Linked DNA regions of Homo sapiens: region 2 is linked to region 1. Evidence: chromatin loops called from intact Hi-C (ENCODE). Cell type or tissue: PC-3. All regions are shown on one strand. Links, peaks and the distances in the headings refer to the core of each region. The heading gives the core; the rest is flanking DNA.

Region 1 (8,341 bases), core at 185-8,184:
TTTTCTACTCCAAAGGCTTGAATATGGGAAGAGGGGAATGGGAGGACTTCTCTAGAGATCATGCCCTTGAGATTCACAACTTTTGCTTTAATTCTGCATCAACCTCCTTTCCAAAGTATTGCTCAGGCATTATTTTAAAGAACACAACCCATTTTTACCATAGTGTGAAGAAACCACAGTGTATGCACTATATGCAGATAATATAAGTAATAGGGCCATAATCTCATTTTTTGAAATTAGTTTGGCACAAGTTTAAAGTGCTGGATGTTTGCTACAGGCACCAGTTGCTTACTTATCCCTTTCTTCTTTTCGAGTTGTTACCTCCTTCAGTTGCAATCCTTGGAGCCACCAACTGCCTGGGATATTTTACCCTAACTTCCACTCTCCAAATGAGCCGTCTTGCCTTCTAGGTCCTGGGAAAAAACCCATGGCTATCCATCTACTTTCTATACATGGCTATCTATTTTCCATCCAGGCTCTTCCCTTCTCTTTTGCTAGAAGTTGCTCTTGAATTACCAGAAAGCTTGAGCCAGTAATGTCCTCAGTCTTTGCCTACAGAAATCTTATTTCAATGCTTTAGGGACCCCATTGATATCAGCTAAATTGTCCTGGATTCTTTCTAGCTCCTACCCTCTAAGATTCCAATCTTCTCTTTCAAATCCTGCCTCCAGCTACACCAATCATTAGTTAATCATTAGTTCTGCATGTCAGGCTCCCCCAGTACACAAAACCAATTTTATACCTTTATTATTATCTTTTTTCTCATGAAAATAATGTTATTTGCAAAAAATTATAAAAGTATAATCCCACTACCTGGAGAAAATTGCTATTAACATTTTAGTGTCTTTCACAATTTTTTTTCTGGAGAGAGTTAAAGAACATTTTTTTTTTGTAAACTAATAATGGGTTCATATAAATTTGTGAATGGCTTCTTTCACTTACTGAAACATCATGTCTGCATAAAGCACTAAAAAATACTCATGTATCCCTCATCCCCTACATGAGTAAGCCTTTTTTCCTATAGCTTTAGCTTTCCTACAGCATCAATGAGAATTTAATCACATTCAATTTTGCTCACCTGGAATCCTTCATCCAATCAATGAGATTTCACTAGAGGTGCTGCTGACCACAGAGGACACTACCCCAACCTGGCCAGGCAGACACTCCTACAAAGTCACAAATTTGTGCGACTGCTGACAAAGTTAGTTTCTCAGAACTGAGAGGCGTACTAAATAGGGATGTGTTTAAAATAGATCTGAATTCCTTAACAATTTTTCCCTCTCCACTTCATCCTTGATTTGAAAGATAGTAGTTAGAAAATTATTTTGTAATCTATCAAGTACCAAATAAATTTAAAGAATTAGTACTAATAATAACTATACTCCCATACTCCTAATATATGTACATCAGAATCACCTGGAGGTGATGTGAACCACAGACGGCCAGGTCTCAACCCCAGAGTTTTTTATTCAGTAGGTCTGGGTCAGGATCTATAATTTGCATATCTAAGTTCCCAGATGACACTGTTGCTGCTGGCCCAGGGACCACATTTTAAGCACCACTGTTCTGTAAAGCGGTAGGACATTATTTGGGGCTTTCTTGCTTGATACTCATTAATGTATCCACTCATTCATTTATCACACAGTTATTGAATTCCTACTCTGTGCCAAGCACTTTACTAGCATTTTTGAGGAATATAGACAATACAATCAACATTACAGTATAGCGTGGCACATCCTGTGATACAGATATCGGCCAGGGTGTTATGGGAGACTTAGGAAGGGTATCAGGGAAGATTTCCTAGAGAAGGTGATTGGGCAGTAGGCAAGGAGGCCAGAAGAATCGGTAGGGGCTAGAACCATAGGGGAAAGCCTTGAGTAGTAAGCTAAGGGGTTTGACTTTTCCCCTGGAGGCTGTAGGAAGCCATGGAATGTGTTTTTACAAAGGTCTTAATTGCGGTATACAAAATCAGGGGCTAGCGACATCCATGCCAGGTTCAACCATTGGCTGTGCTGCATATGTAGCCTGAGGCAAGTTACTTCTTACCTTCTCTGAGCTTCTCTTTCATCATGTGTGAAGGGAAAATATTAATAGATCTACCTTATTTGGGTATTGTGAAGATTAAGTAAGAAAAAGTGCCTAAGTACCCATCATATGGTAGGTGTTTAACAAATGGTGATTATGATCAGGTTTAAGCCATAGAAAGAAATGACATGTAAGACATGCTTCTCAGGTTATTAAAATCCATTTGAAATTGCCAAGCTAGTCTCAATATCAAGGCCATATTTGATGTGAAGATTAAGTAAGAAAAAGTGCCTAAGTACCCACCATACGGTAGGTGTTTAACAAATGGTGTTTATGATCAGGTTTAAACCATAGAAAGAAATGACGTGTAAGACAGGCTTCTCAGATTATTAAAATCCATTTGAAATTGCCAAGCTAGTCTCAATATCAAGGCCATATTTGATGTGGTGGCAAGTCGGATGATTTAATCATGTAATGATAATAGTTTATCTTGTCTTTTGTTTTGTTTTGTTTTGGAGACAGAGTTGCTCTGTCATCCAGGCTGGAGTGCAGTGGTGCGATCTCAGCTCACTGCAACCTCCGCCTCCTGGGTTCAAGCGATTCTCCTGCCTCAGCTTCCCCAGTAGCTGGGGCTACAGGTGCATGCCAGAATCCCTGGTAATTTGTTGTTGTTGTTGTATTTTTTAGTAGAGATGGGGTTTCACCATATTGCCCAGGCTGGCCTCGAACTTCTGCGCTCAGGCAATCTACTTGCCTCAGCCTCCCAAAGTGCTAGGATTACAGGCTTGAGCCACCACACCCAGCCTGATGATAATTTCTTGATTACAGATTATTTGCGAGGCACTGTGCAAAGTGATTTATGCACATCATTTCATTTAATCCTAGCAATAACCTTAAGAGTTAGGTATTATTATTCCCAATTTTACAAACAAAGGAATTAAGGCTCAAAGAAGTTAGTTTGTACATAGTCGAACAGTTGGGTAGTGGTAGAGTTTGAATTCAAACCTAAGTTAGTCTGAGCCTATCTTATATTAGCCACCTTGTTCCACAGAAAGCAGTTTTGTTTCTTTGAAGGACAGGGCAGCGAATGGGCAGTGAGGCAAGGTTAAAGAATCTAGACTTTATTACCCTGTTTCTCTGCCCTCGAGTAAGACTGACTGTTCATACTGATTTCAAGTGCCCTCTGGAAACATGCCTCTATAACCTCCCAGGGGCCCCTTGACCTTGGATCTGTGGCACCTGGTACTGAACCTGAGGTGGTCATAGTTACTTTCCAAAGTGCTCTGGAACATTTACAACAAGGAGCCCCCTTGTTTTGACACTAGGACAATATTAGACTCTGTAAGAGGAGGCATTGGGGTAAGCCTAGTTATTTTTAATGCTGCTATTACTACTATTGTTTATTGAGCACTTGCCACATGTCAGAAATTCTGTACTTCAATCCTTACAGCAACCCTATAAGGCAAGCACATTGTCATCATCATCTCTAGTTTAGAGATGAGGAAACTGAGGCTCACACAACTAAGTTCACACAGCCGGTAGATGCAGATTCAAGCAGAAAACTCGTTCATTCATTTTTACAAACCTTGCATTTTCATTTCTTCCTTTGCCTCTGTACCTATAACACCTTCAAACACAGATGTAATCCTCCTGAATTCTTTTACTGCCCACAAGTTTTATTTACCACATAGTTTAAGCCCTATTTTTAATGATGTATATACAAATCGTGTTTCTCCTCAAAATTATTTCATGCCATAAAAAGTCACTCTTCCCTCCCTTTATTTACAAATTCATTCCTCTTTAGAAATGAGCACTTATAATAATTACATGCAAGGCCAAATTTTTACTGTTTAGTGTAAACCCATAATGTGAAATTGAGAATGGTTGAAAAGCACGGTTATGAAAACATCGTGGACTCCAGACTCATCCCATACAATTTCCAAGGGGAATTTATTCTAAGTACTTTAAAACTTACAAAGAGTTGAATTCTGAACTACTTGGGCCTCTATGCACTCTTAGCAATTCCCCCAGCAGGGAACCAAAAATGAGAATAGAAAGAAATTGCCTCAACATTGAATTCTTAGACATTTAGAAGGCCTGGAGTCTGAATACTTTAAAAGGCTGTTATTTAAATGTGGGAAATGATGTGAAAAGTATAATGTAAAGATAAGATAAATATTGTTTGCTAAAATAAATCATCGGGTTTTTTTTTGTCAAATTCATGGCAATTTTAAAATCCTGTTAATTCTATTTATTTTTTTCTTATTTGGAGCAGGTAGCTGAATATGCAGAGTTCTGGCACTAGGTGTCAGCAAAAGATTAAACTAAAAACACCCACTTTGGGTTTTTTTCTTTTCTTTTTTCTTTCTACACATATATATTTGAGACAGGGTCTCACTCTGTCACCCAGGCTTTAGTGCGGTGGCATGATCATAGCTCACTGCAGCCTCGAACTCCCTGGGCTCAGGTGATCCTCCCAACTCAGCCTCCGGAGTAGCTGGGACTACAGCCATGTGCCACCATGCCCAGCTAATTTTTTGTATTTTTTTTTTTTTTTGTAGAAATGGGGTATTGCTATGTTGCCTGGGCTGGTCTCAAACTCCTTGGCTTAAGCAATCCTCCTGCCTTGGCCTCCCGAAGTGCTGGGATTACAGTCATGAGCCACCATGCCCGGCCTAATCTTCCATATATTTCAAACTTTATAAAAATAAAAATAAAATACATAGTCTGGATTTTAAAAAGAAGAGACAACACACTTCCTTGTTGCCATGACAACGTCAGCATGAGAGAGGCTGGGTTGCTGCTGCTCAAGTAGGCACCTTACAGAGATCCTCATGGCTCAAGGAATTCAATGTAAGACCGTTTGACCTTTAGCATTGAATGGCTGGGGACTCAATTTTGTGTCAGCTAGAAAGCTGGGGAATGAGAAGTTTGGAGGGTTGGATGGGGTGGTGAGGTACACTCCTGTAAACCAGATCTTAAAAGTCTAAATATTAAATTATTTTACATAGAAATGTAGTGTTCAAGCCAACCACAGTGCTTGTGCAGACAAATTCAGTGGATGCTTTTCCCACATGACAAGATTAACAAAATTAACTTAGAGGCTAGCTTTGAGAACCCAGGCTGATCCTAAGGGTTTCTCAAACTTACTATGTTAATTTTAGCATATCATAGGGTTTTTTTTTCCTTTTAATATCCAGAGCTTTCCCCCCTTCTTGTGATTCCTGTCACAGTAAATGGTGTTACCATCCAGCAGTCATTGAAAGTAGAACTTAGGGTATTGTTTTAGGTCATTCTTGTGTTGCTAGAAAGAAATACCTAAGGCTGGGTAATTTATAAAGAAGAGGTTTAACTGGGTCAAGGTTCTGCAGGCTGTACAGGATACATGGCATGTGCATCTGCTGGCTTCTAGGGAGGCCTTGGGGAGCTTTTACTTATGGTGGAAGGTCAAGCAGGAGCAGGCAGGTCACACGGGGAAAGCAGGAGCAAGAGGAAAAGAGCAGGAGGTGCCACACACTCTTACACAACCAGATCTTGCAACAACTGACTCACTATAGCAAGGACAGCACCAAGCCATGAAAGATCTGCCCCCATGATCCAATCACATTCCACCAGGCCCCACCTCCAACACTGGGGATTACGTTTCCACATGAGATTTGATGGGGACACAGATCCAAACCATATAAAATATCACTCTTAACTCTTCCTTTATCCTCATTTCCTATAACCAAACAACCCATTAAGTCCTGCCAAGTCTACCTCCTTAGTCTTTCTTACATCCGTCATATCCTATGTCTGCTCTAGTGTGTAGAGGGACTGGAGAAACATTTGTGTGACAACTCTTTCCTGAATGCTGTAATAGCCTCCTAAATCGTTTGTATGTCTCTGGTGTTTTCTGCATACTTTTACCAGTGTTATGAAACAAGTCTGTTTGAAACAAGTCTAACTACATATTTCTGCTGATTTCAACAACTCTCTATCAGAAAAAGCCCAAGTTTATACGCATGAAATATAAGGTCTTCTATATTCTTATTCCTGCCTACCTTCCAAGCACATCTCCCACCTTCACATCCTTTATGTTCTAGTACAAATAAAATCATCATGGTTTCAGTGAATTTGCACCCAGTCTTATGGCTTTAAATACCATCTTACATACTGCAGACTCCCAAATTTACATCTCCAGTTCAGACTGCTCCCATAGTTCTAGATCAGGGGTCCACGACCTCTGGGCCATGGGCCGGTACCGGTCTGTGGCCTGTTAGGAACTGGGTCACACAGCAGGAGGTGACTTGTGGGTGAGGAAGCATTACCGCCTGAGCTCTGCCTCCTATCAGATCAGCAGCGGCATTAGATTCTCATAGGAGCATGAACCCTATTGTGAACAGCGCATGCGAAGGATCTAGGTTGTATGCCCCTTATGAGAATCTAACTGCCTGATGATTTGACATGGAACAGTTTCATGCTGAAACCATCCCCTGCTGTCGCCCCCCACCTCCCCACCCTCTATGGAAAAAATTGTCTTCCACAAAACCAGTCCCTGGTGCCAAAAAGGTTGGGGACCGCTACTCTAGATTCATACTTATACTATAGTTCCATTTGTATTACTCAGACATCTCAGATTTAACATGTCCAATGCTGAATCTTGATAACCACCTCTCCTCAGAAATGAACACATGCCTCTCCTGCAGTCAGTCTTCCTTTCTTTCTCTTTCTTTTTCTTTCTTTCTCTCTCTTTCTTTCTTTCTCTCTCTCTTCCCTCCCTCCCTCCCTCCCTCCCTCCCTCCCTCCCTCCCTCCCTCCTTCCTTCCTTCCTTCCTTCCTCTCTCTCTCTCTCACTCTCTCTGTCTCTCAGACAAGATCTTGCTCTGTTGCCCAGGAAGGAGTACAATGGTGCAATCATGGCTTACTGTAGCCTTAACCTCCTGGGCTCAAGCAATCCTCCCACCTCTGCCTCCTGAATAGCTGGGACTACAGGCAAGCGTCACCATACCCGGCTAATTTGTGTATGTTTTGTAGAGATGAGGTCTCATTTTGTTGCCCAGACTGGTCTCGTACTCCTGGGCTCAAGCAGTCCTCCTGCTTGCACCTTCTGAAGTGTTGGGATTACAGGCATGAGCCACCATTCCCAGCCTCCCTTCTGCAGTCTTAAAAATCTCAGTAAATGGCAACTCCAGCTTCCAGTTGCACAGACTACACTCTTCCAGTCATCCTAGAGTCTTCTTTTCCCCTTATGCCATACAATCCAACCCATCTGGAGATACTGAAGTTCTTATCTTCATAATATGTCCAAAATGTGACTATTTCTTACCACACCCACTGCTAAGAATCTGGCCCAAACCACCATTTTCACTTTTCTGGATGATTATTGTATTCTTCTAATTGCTCTTGCTGTTTGTGAACTTAGCCTCCTTCAATCTATTCTCAACGCAGTAGCCAAACTGATCCCATTATAGCCACAAAATCCTACAGTAATTTCTCATCTCACTCAGAGCAAAGTCAAAGTCCTTACAATAATCTAAAAAGCACTACATAATCTGGCTCTTCATAAATGATAGATATACTCTTACACTAGCCTCTGTACTTGCTGTGCCATCTAGAACGTTCTTCCCCCAGATTCTCAGTTTCCTTCCTTTCTTCAGCTGTTTTACTCAAGAGCTCCTACTCTGTGTAACATTGCACCCCCTCCTCATGCAATACCTTCAAGTCTTATTTATTTTTTTCTCATTAGCACTTACACTTTTCTAATGTACTATGTTCTTTAGGGATTTTAATATGTTTCCCCTATTACAATGTAAACTCCACAAGGATGGGTACTTTTGTAAATTTTGTTCACTGAATATCCCATGGTCTAGAAAAGTGCCTGCAACGTGGTAGGTGTTAAATAGTGATGATGTTATTAAACTGTTTACACAGTTCTGTACATATTTTATTTGCATATGCCTTATATATTACCTCTGCCCAGAGGGCTTTCCCCTATCTTCATTTTTCCCCGCTATGGATTGGCAGCATTCTTTTTTCTTAAAAAAATCAGCTTTATTGAAATATAATTTACACACCACATAATTCATCCACTTAAGGGGTACAATTCAATGATAGTATTATGTTACAGAGTTACGCAACCATCACCACATTTTTTTTCTTCAAATTCTATTTTAAGTTCTGGGGTACATGTGCAGCATGTGCAGGTTTGTTACATAGGTAAACATGTGCCATGGTGGTTTGCTGCACAGATCATCCCACCACCTAGGTATTAAGCCCCGCATCCATTAGCTATTCTTCCTGATGCTCTCCCTACCCCCACCTTCCCCTCTGAGAG
Region 2 (8,341 bases), core at 166-8,165, 140 kb after region 1:
GGGTTTTGTTGTTGCTATTGAGTTGTATGATACTACTTTCTAATCGCTACACTAGTTGCTGGAAACAGAGCAACAGATAAGACACATAACTTCTACTCAAAAAAATTCACAAGATAGTGGGAGAAGCAGAAAAAATATTTTAATACAGTGTGGTAAATCCAGTGACACGTGCTCAAGGTATAATGGGAGTTTCAAAAAGGAGTACATTAATGGAGGTGTGGAGCAGAAGTGGAAGTTTTCTTGGGGGATATGGTACTTAAACAGATCCTCAAATGATGGTAGCCAGGCAAAAAGGGGGAGCGTGGACATTCCACGCAGAAAGAAAATCACTGGCAAAGACTTGTAGGCATGAAACAGCAGAGTGTGTGCTGTTGAAGTGTGTGCTTGTTGAAGCAAGTCCAAGGCAAGTAATGGCAAGAGATGAGGCTGGAGAGTTAGACAGGGACTGGATCATGCCAGATGTTATAGGCTATTGTAAGGTGTATTTAGGCTTTATCCCAAGACCCATGGGGTGTCTTTGAAAGTTTTTAAGCAGAGGAGGTGCGTAGTCAAAGTTGTGCTTTAGATCCAAGCTTCCCAATCTCTTTTCATATCACATCTTAGTATATGCAGCATGATAATTTTTGTGTGGCACTCTGGGTGAGGTAGACTTGCAGCTGCATGCTGCTGAAGACAACAGGCGCAGGCTCCAGCTGTCCCGTGCCCAACACAACTGTCCTGAGAGCTAAGGTTGAGAAGCTGCTTTAGCTAGATCACTCTGAAAGTCATGTGAAGAACAGATTTAGAAAAAAAATCACTGGAGGTAGGGTGTAAAGTTAAACTAACCAGGCATAGTAGGGATAGAGAAAATAATTAGGAAATAGAATTGACAAAAGTTTATAGATTGGAGTAAAGGAGGAAGAGTCAAATAAGTTTCTGACTTGCACTACTGACTGGAGAGCAGCATATTTGAGAGGGAAGATTATGATTTTTTTTTTTTTTTTGAGACAGAGTCTTGCTCTATCACCCAGGCTGGAGTGCAGTGGCACGATTTCAGCTCACCACAAGCTCTGCCTCCCAGGTTCACGCCATTCTCCTGCTTCAGCCTCCCGAGTAGCTGGGACTACACGCGCCTGCCACCACGCCCGGCTAATTTTTTGTATTTTTAGTAGAGACAGGGTTTCAACGTGTTAGCCAGGATGGTCTCGATCTCCTGACCGCATGATCCGCCTGCCTCGGCCTCCCAAGGCGCTGAGATTACAGGCGTGAGCCACTGCGCCCGGCCCAGGAAGATTATGATTTTAGGGCTGAGCATAAAGTTTTGATTCAATTTTAGATGACTGGCTGGTGATGCCCAATAGATGGTTATTATTTTCCTATCAGCTCTATTGGCTATGGAGAATTGAGCCACATGAACCAAGGAACTAATTCAGTGTAGAAAATCTAATGTCTTTAAAAACAGCCATGGCAGTGACTGTACTAGAGATCTACCTTCTTGGGAAAGTTTCCCAACCCACAGCCTCAAAGAGACAACATGTCATATGTACCATGTGACTCCAACCTCTTGGCCACAACTAAGTGCAACAGAGATAGCATCTGACTCAAATTGGGCCAATCAGATTCTCTCTCATGAGACTCAGGCATTGGAACCCAGTGACTGAGTCAATTCTCTGTGGGGAGTCAAGCTTGAAGTTCATATCAATCAATGGTTTTCAAAGTGTAGTCCACAGAGCATTAGAATCAACCATCTGAGAACATGTTAGAAATGCAAATTCTCATACCTCATATCATAGCTGCTGAATCAGAAATTGTGGGGTGGGTCCCCAGCAATCTTTGTTTCATAAGCCTTGCAGGTGCTTCTCAGGTTGGCTATCACTCATGAAGACTCTTGGTACAAGGCTGCCATTCTGGGAGTAGTCCTGATCAATCACTGATAAGTTATTATCAGTGCTTATAAGTAAGCAGAGAAAGCTGGTTTGCACACAGAAGCAGGAGAATGGAGCAGAGAGACACAGACAGACAGACACAGAGAGATCAAGGCAGGGAGAAAGACAGGGGAGAAACAAGCCATCTGATAACTTTTCAATTTCATGAGGCCCAGTTGTTCTTCCTGCAACTGGAAACTGAAATTTTTCTATATCATTACATGAATCCCTTTTATTTGAATGGATTTTCTTTCTTCATTATAATAAAAGTGCCCTGACTTGTTAGTTATTTCTCCCCCAAGTTTTTTTTTTTTTTTTTTTGAGACAGAGTCTCGCTCTGTCGCCCCCGCTGGAGTGCAGTGGCGCAGTCCCGGCTCACTGCAAGCTCTGCCTCCCAGGGTCACACTATTCTCCTGCCTCAGCCTCCTGAGTAGCTGGGACCACAGGTGCCCGCCACCACGCCCGGCTAATTTTGTGTATTTTTAGTAGAGATGGGGTTTTACCGTGTTAGCCAGGAAGGTCTCGATCTCCTGACCTCGTGATCCGCCTGCCTTGGCCTCCCAAAGTGCTGGGACCACAGGCATGAGCCACTGCGCCCGGCCTTCTCCCCCAAGTTTTTATTGCATTTGTACTGTATGGCTACTGTTCCAAGTATCATAAAGGATACTAAAATCAAAGAGACATGGTTCTTGCTCTTGAGAAGCCAGATTTAATGAAGGAGGCACAGAGACAACGTTAGAAGCGCTATAGAGGATGTGGGAATTGAGCTTTGAGATCACCTGGTAAGCACTAAAAAAATATTAGCTGCATCTCAGTGTAGCAGGTGAGGCCAGAGAAGACCTCAAGGGAGTGCTAGTTGATACATACATATGTACTAGTCCATCCTCATGCTGCTAATAAAGACATACCTGAGACAGGGTAATTTATAAAAGAAAGAGGTTTAAAGGACTCACAGTTCCCCATGGCTGGGGAGGTCTCACAATCATGACAGATGGTGGAGAAGGAGCAAAGTACATCTTACATGGCAGCAAGCAAGAGACATGTGCAGGGGAAGTGCTCTTTATAAAACCATCAGATCGCGTGAGATTTATTCACTGTCACAAGAACAGCACAGGAAAAACCCACCCCCAGTGATTCAATTACTTCCCACTGGGTCCCTCCCAGGACATGTGGGGATTATGGGAGCTACAATTCAAGATGAGATTTGGATAGGGACGCAGCCAAACCATGTCAACATAGGATGGGTTTGCAGAGAAGAGGAAGAAGAAGAAGAAAAGATGTTCCAAGTTGAGACGAAAAGGCAGACATGGGAACCTATGGTGTGTATCTGGGAAACAGAGAGTGGTGTAAGGCAGATACAAGTTAAAAATAAGAAGCTTAATTTTCCCTGTTGAACATAAGGGAAGAGTCTTCTTTCTACACTACCCCCTTCCGTTTTCTTTTAAAATTTCTTTCTCTGTCCTTTGCAAGTCTTTTTTATGCAAATATTTTTAATAGCTAAATAAGTAAGCCTTTCTTCCAGTCTTACAACTCCTAGGAGCTATCTTTTTGAAATGCAAACATCAAGGGAGGTAGCAACCCTGTCCCCTAGTTCCCATAGGAGGGTAAGAGCCTAACTTTCATGGGCCTTGCTCCAGTTTGCAAAACTACCTCCTGCTTAAAATAGATGAGAAAATTTGTTTCTTCTTCAGATAAAGCCAACACAAGTGACTTCTCCAATTATCACCATAAAGTTAGGACAAAATTTTGTGTGACAAAAGGTGCTCTCAAATCCTCTTGCTCAAGGACTAGTCATTACTTATATTGGGAACATACATGTAATGGGTTGTATCTGCTTGGCTATATTAGGGGGTGAGATTCCTTTCTGTCTTTGCATTCTCTTAGCAAGTTACCTGTGATGTACATCACATTCTGGTTTAATGTTTGTTCAATAATAAGAGTGTTTTCTTTCTTTACTATCTTTCTGGAGAAGATTTCTGGATTGGGAGAAGATCTCTTGTTTTATTACATTTCCCCAACAGTGCTTTAACTTGCCTGGAATGTACAGTGATGAAGTTTTTCCTTGATTAAACTTTAGTCAGATTCCTCTGAGTCCTCTTCCCAACTTGGCCTCAATGTTTACACTTCCATGTTTGTCTTTGCATTGCTCAATTTTAGCAAGAATCTTGCCAAGTTGGTTTAGCCAGAAGCCCACCCTTGATATCTGATCAGGTTTCTCATCCTCTACCAACTCCCAGTTGATGTCTTTTCACCCTGACCTGTCTTCAGCAAGAATCCTGTTAGGTCAGGTTAGCCAGAATCCACCCCCCACCCCACCCTGCCCCTTATCTCTGATGTTTCCTCTTAGTAATCTTCCATCCACTGTCCCCTACCCTGCTCCTTGGCTATAAATTCCCAGTTTTCCTTGTTGTATTTAGAATTGAACCCTGTTCAATACTGAAATCTCTTTTCCCATATGGCAATAGTCCTGAATAAAATCTGTTTTTACTGTTTGAACCACTGTTCACCTTTGGCTTGCTTTTATAACACATTACAGAAGGCAGAGGGGAAAGGTGAAGGGCACGCCCAAGGGCAGAGCACGAAAGAGTGCTATGTCAGAGTGTAGACTATTCCATAGATATTGAGGAGCTGTAAAGATTTTAATCAGGAATCGAAATAATCCACCATCTGACTTTAGGAAAATGACTCTGGCAGTAATGTGGAGGATGGAGCAGAAAGGAGAAGGGTCAAATGGCGCAGCACTGAATACATTCATAATCATAATTTTCCAATTATTTTTTAGTCTGTTATTACTAAAAAAGTTATTCTTGGACTGACTTTTCCCTAAGCCACCCTAACAATATCTAGAGCTGTATTTTTTTCCCCCATAGGAACATTTCTCCAGAATGTGGAGAGTAGAGGACAACATGTTGGGATGCCTGACACTCCTTGGATATTGTTCCTGAGTGGTTTGGGTGTTCCTCTGGATCCAGAATTTCATCCCAATGACACTGAGATTCCAGGCTTCTTTAGTATTTCTGATGGTGTCCATCAGAAGAAAGGAGTTGCTTATTAGAGTGTTCTCTACCGCTGGCTTGTAGTTCAGTTTATGGTAAACACTTGCTTATCACTGAGGTTTTGTATATGAATTGTGAAAATGGGGTGTGATTGTTAGAACAAATACCGCTTGACTTTCATTGGCAGCCCTTTCTGTGAGCCCCAAATTATGACCACTGTTTGCAGGGATTCTTATGGGTGCAAGTTTTCCTAGTATAACTACCCGTAAGTGGATTTAACTTGGGACTTTTTTCATAGAAATTGAGAAGGACTGAAACACTTTGAATAAACTACACACACATTTATTAAATAGTGAAATGGTTAACAAAGGCACATCAATAACCACTTACTATATATACAGAAATATATATAATTAACATGGATCCAATTATCTCATAACTGCCATTTTTTCCAACAAAGAGTCATTCAATTCTTCATGTCATGAAGGTTAAAGGCAAAGTCTTAGTCCCCATCTTATGCTTTCCCACCCTCTTCTTGAAAACTACATTGAACCTCTATGGGTTAATCATCGTCTTCTGTAGCCATAAGGTCTCTGCAAGCATGCTGACTGCAGGCTCCTCAGATTCTTTCTCCATTCCCTCAAGTCCAGTTTTTAATGAACAGGCTGTTTGCTTTAGCAGGTGCTGTTGCTGGTATTCATCCAGTTACACTATGATTTTTTAAAAATAAATCTTTCCTTGTACTTGTACATGCCTGCATTGCATTGCATCACTTATGAAGAGATAGCTCCCTCTCTCATCAGGAAAACTGGATTTGTGTGTCTATGTCTGTTGCACTTTGCACCGGATGCCCTGCCTGCCTTTTCACTGTGTTCTTTCCATGCACAACAGAAAAATGCTGGGCTGCACTGGCCAGAACTGCCATTGTATACTAATTTCTGCATCCACTTTAGAATGCTGTGCTTTTGCTTTGGACATGTTTGTACAAATGGGAATCAGATAGTCTGTCCCTCTCACAAAGCTATTTCCTGGTGGCTGCCCTTTGTATCCAAAATCCTCTGTTTGGAGCTCTTGGCTTTTATTCCCCAGACACCCACTGTCCTCCTGCCTAAGGGAGTAGTGTAAGTCAGGCACTGAACAGAAAAGCTGGGAAGGTTTAGTTAAATGCGCATTTCTAGTACAGGAAAGAGCCAAGTAGAAAATCAGAGAATGTGTGTCCATCTGTTAAAGTTTAACAAATATAGGCTTTAAATTACTCCAGAATTATAATCATACCTCAGGCCTGTCATTGTATCATGCCCTCTACAGATGATGACCATGGGAATGGATTCTGGTCAGTGGAATTTTAGGATGTTCACTATCTATTCAGTATTTTAGGTTCATTATCATATCAGAACTTTCCAGATAATAACAAAATTACGAGAGTGTTCATTTTTTGGCCTTCCTGATGTGGTGAATGACTGCATTGCTTATAGGAATTCCATCTCTGCACCTAAACACTGAGATTCAATGCCTAGAAGTTTGCTTAAGTAAAACATATTTCCCTTATCTATGCATGTAGGTGTCTGATATTTGCCCATTGGAAAGTCATGCCTTTTTAAATGTGAACACTTCCAGGACAGGCAGTATACTAAATACGGCCATTCTTGAACACCATAGGGTAATTTGTCTCTTAGATCTCAACTATGAGCAGTTCTCCATAGTCTGAGAAGCCCAACAGGAAAGCACTTAAGGGGAAAAGTCCAGATCTATCAGAGGAAACAGGCCTGATAAGTTGCTATCATGAGGATTTTCCAGGGCCAGAGGCCACCATGAGGGATGAGAAAAGGATGCTGTGAAAAGAATTTGAAAAGTACCCAAGACAAACTTGGTTTACATCTGGTTTTGCCTGTGGGTCAACTTTCTTCCAGCCAATAGAAACTCCAAGTCTCCAATTTGATGATGGTCGGGAATGCTTGCCCTGAATTCTTACCTAACATTCAGCAGCCTCAAAGAGAAAGACATTAACTGAATTCTGAAGAGGCCTAAGACCTCTTGTAAATGTCTATATACTGAACTGTTTTTAGTGCTGGTATTATCAGACTCACAGAAACACCTACAAAACATTAAACGGCTCAAAGTGGGCTTATCAAGAAATGCCATCATGGGAACCACCTTAGAAATAGTAAAACAGGGCACAAGGGGCAAGAGAACTATGTATAGGGCAGCTGACACTTGACAAGGACCCAACCTCCTCCCCGACCCTCTTCACTGTTAAGAGACACATCAGTAATACTTTGCTCTGCCATAGCCTCTGATCTAAACTCTCTTCACCGCAGTTTTCTATCAGCCCAACTCCAGAACAGTGGTCAATGCAGAGAAGTTCCAGATTCGCATTTTTGAAGCATTTTGAAATAAGGCAGAATAAAGTATTACTAAATTACATTTACTTTCTTAAAGAACAAAAATGATCATCCTTTTATTACTGTGCCATTTGTTGAAGATAACCAATTTTAAGTGAGAGAAAACATTTTAATGGAAAAATTCATGCATCTCATTGTTATGAAATGATTGATGCCCATCTGGAAAGTATGAAATAAACAACACTGGTTTCATATGTTACACTAGGGATGCAGGATAGACATGAATAACTGGGAAAGAGAAACTTCTAATAATGCATCTTAGAATATGCCTCAGGATTTCTGAGGCACAAGAGAAACTAGTAAGCATTCTCTCAAAATTTTAAGTATTCTTTTATTAAAATAGAAGTGTTTTTCTTGTGTCAGTAACTTCAATCTTATAAGAGTAATAGGTCTAACACAACGGATATATTATCTACATAATTCAAAATACTGATGGTATATTTGGAAATAAATTTACTCTATGTATGAAATATAACATTGAGCCAAATCAGAAATTTAAATTTCATTTTAGAATTACTAAATATTAGGATTAATATACTAGAGCATGAATAGCCTTCAAGTGAACTCCTAATGTGTGAATATGGATTCATAAAAAAAGACATAACCAAGAAGTTTATGCATTTTATTAGAAGAACAAAAAATAAACATAGAAGTAGCATACTAAAATGAGCTGCATAATGTGCACTTTTAAACATAAACAAGCACTACAGCACTATAACTTGAAAAAAAATCAAAGCGTCTGCAGTTGAGGGAATGAGCTATTGCATTTTGGAGGAAAATTACTATGGGAAGAGTTGGTACTCATGAAATATTCTGGTCATTATTTAAATATGTTACACATGGCTAATAATTTTCTTATATATATTTTTAATCGCCATTTTCCACCCAAATTATGTGCCTCCATTTTTCACATTATTCCAAATTGTTGTTATATGAATGCACAAAGTTAGTCCTTTAAAAAAGAATATATTTAGGAAAATCCTTCAAAAGTTTTTTAATTTAAATCATTGTAATTTGGGAGCATGGGGACAAATGGCTC

The links. A loop is a pair of places that touch in the nucleus more often than their neighbours do. Peaks named below come from ENCODE experiments on the same cell type or tissue, not always from the same donor. Only the 100,000 strongest peaks of a DNase experiment are listed, where the experiment ranks them.
Region 2: it touches region 1 in a loop (7-fold over the local background); 4 of 110 quality-filtered maps call a loop at or near these places.

The regions. Positions count from the first base shown.
Region 1 is chrX:132,222,015-132,230,355 of GRCh38, forward strand. All of the region lies in intron 1 of RAP2C-AS1 (RAP2C antisense RNA 1), which reads left to right. Among named protein-coding and RNA genes, the nearest start is that of RAP2C, 6.7 kb to the left of the region's middle. RefSeq lists an enhancer at 1,739-2,268. In PC-3, for the core only: a CTCF peak has its summit at 4,331 (motif pointing right); no DNase peak of the experiment used is centred there.
Region 2 is chrX:132,364,094-132,372,434 of GRCh38, forward strand. It overlaps MBNL3 (muscleblind like splicing regulator 3), which reads right to left. Exons shown (of 9, transcript NM_001386889.1): 9 at 5,227-8,341. The region is part of intron 2 of RAP2C-AS1 (RAP2C antisense RNA 1); the gene reads left to right. Among named protein-coding and RNA genes, the nearest start is that of MBNL3, 120 kb to the right of the region's middle. In PC-3, for the core only: no CTCF peak of the experiment used is centred there; a DNase peak (open chromatin) is centred at 4,038.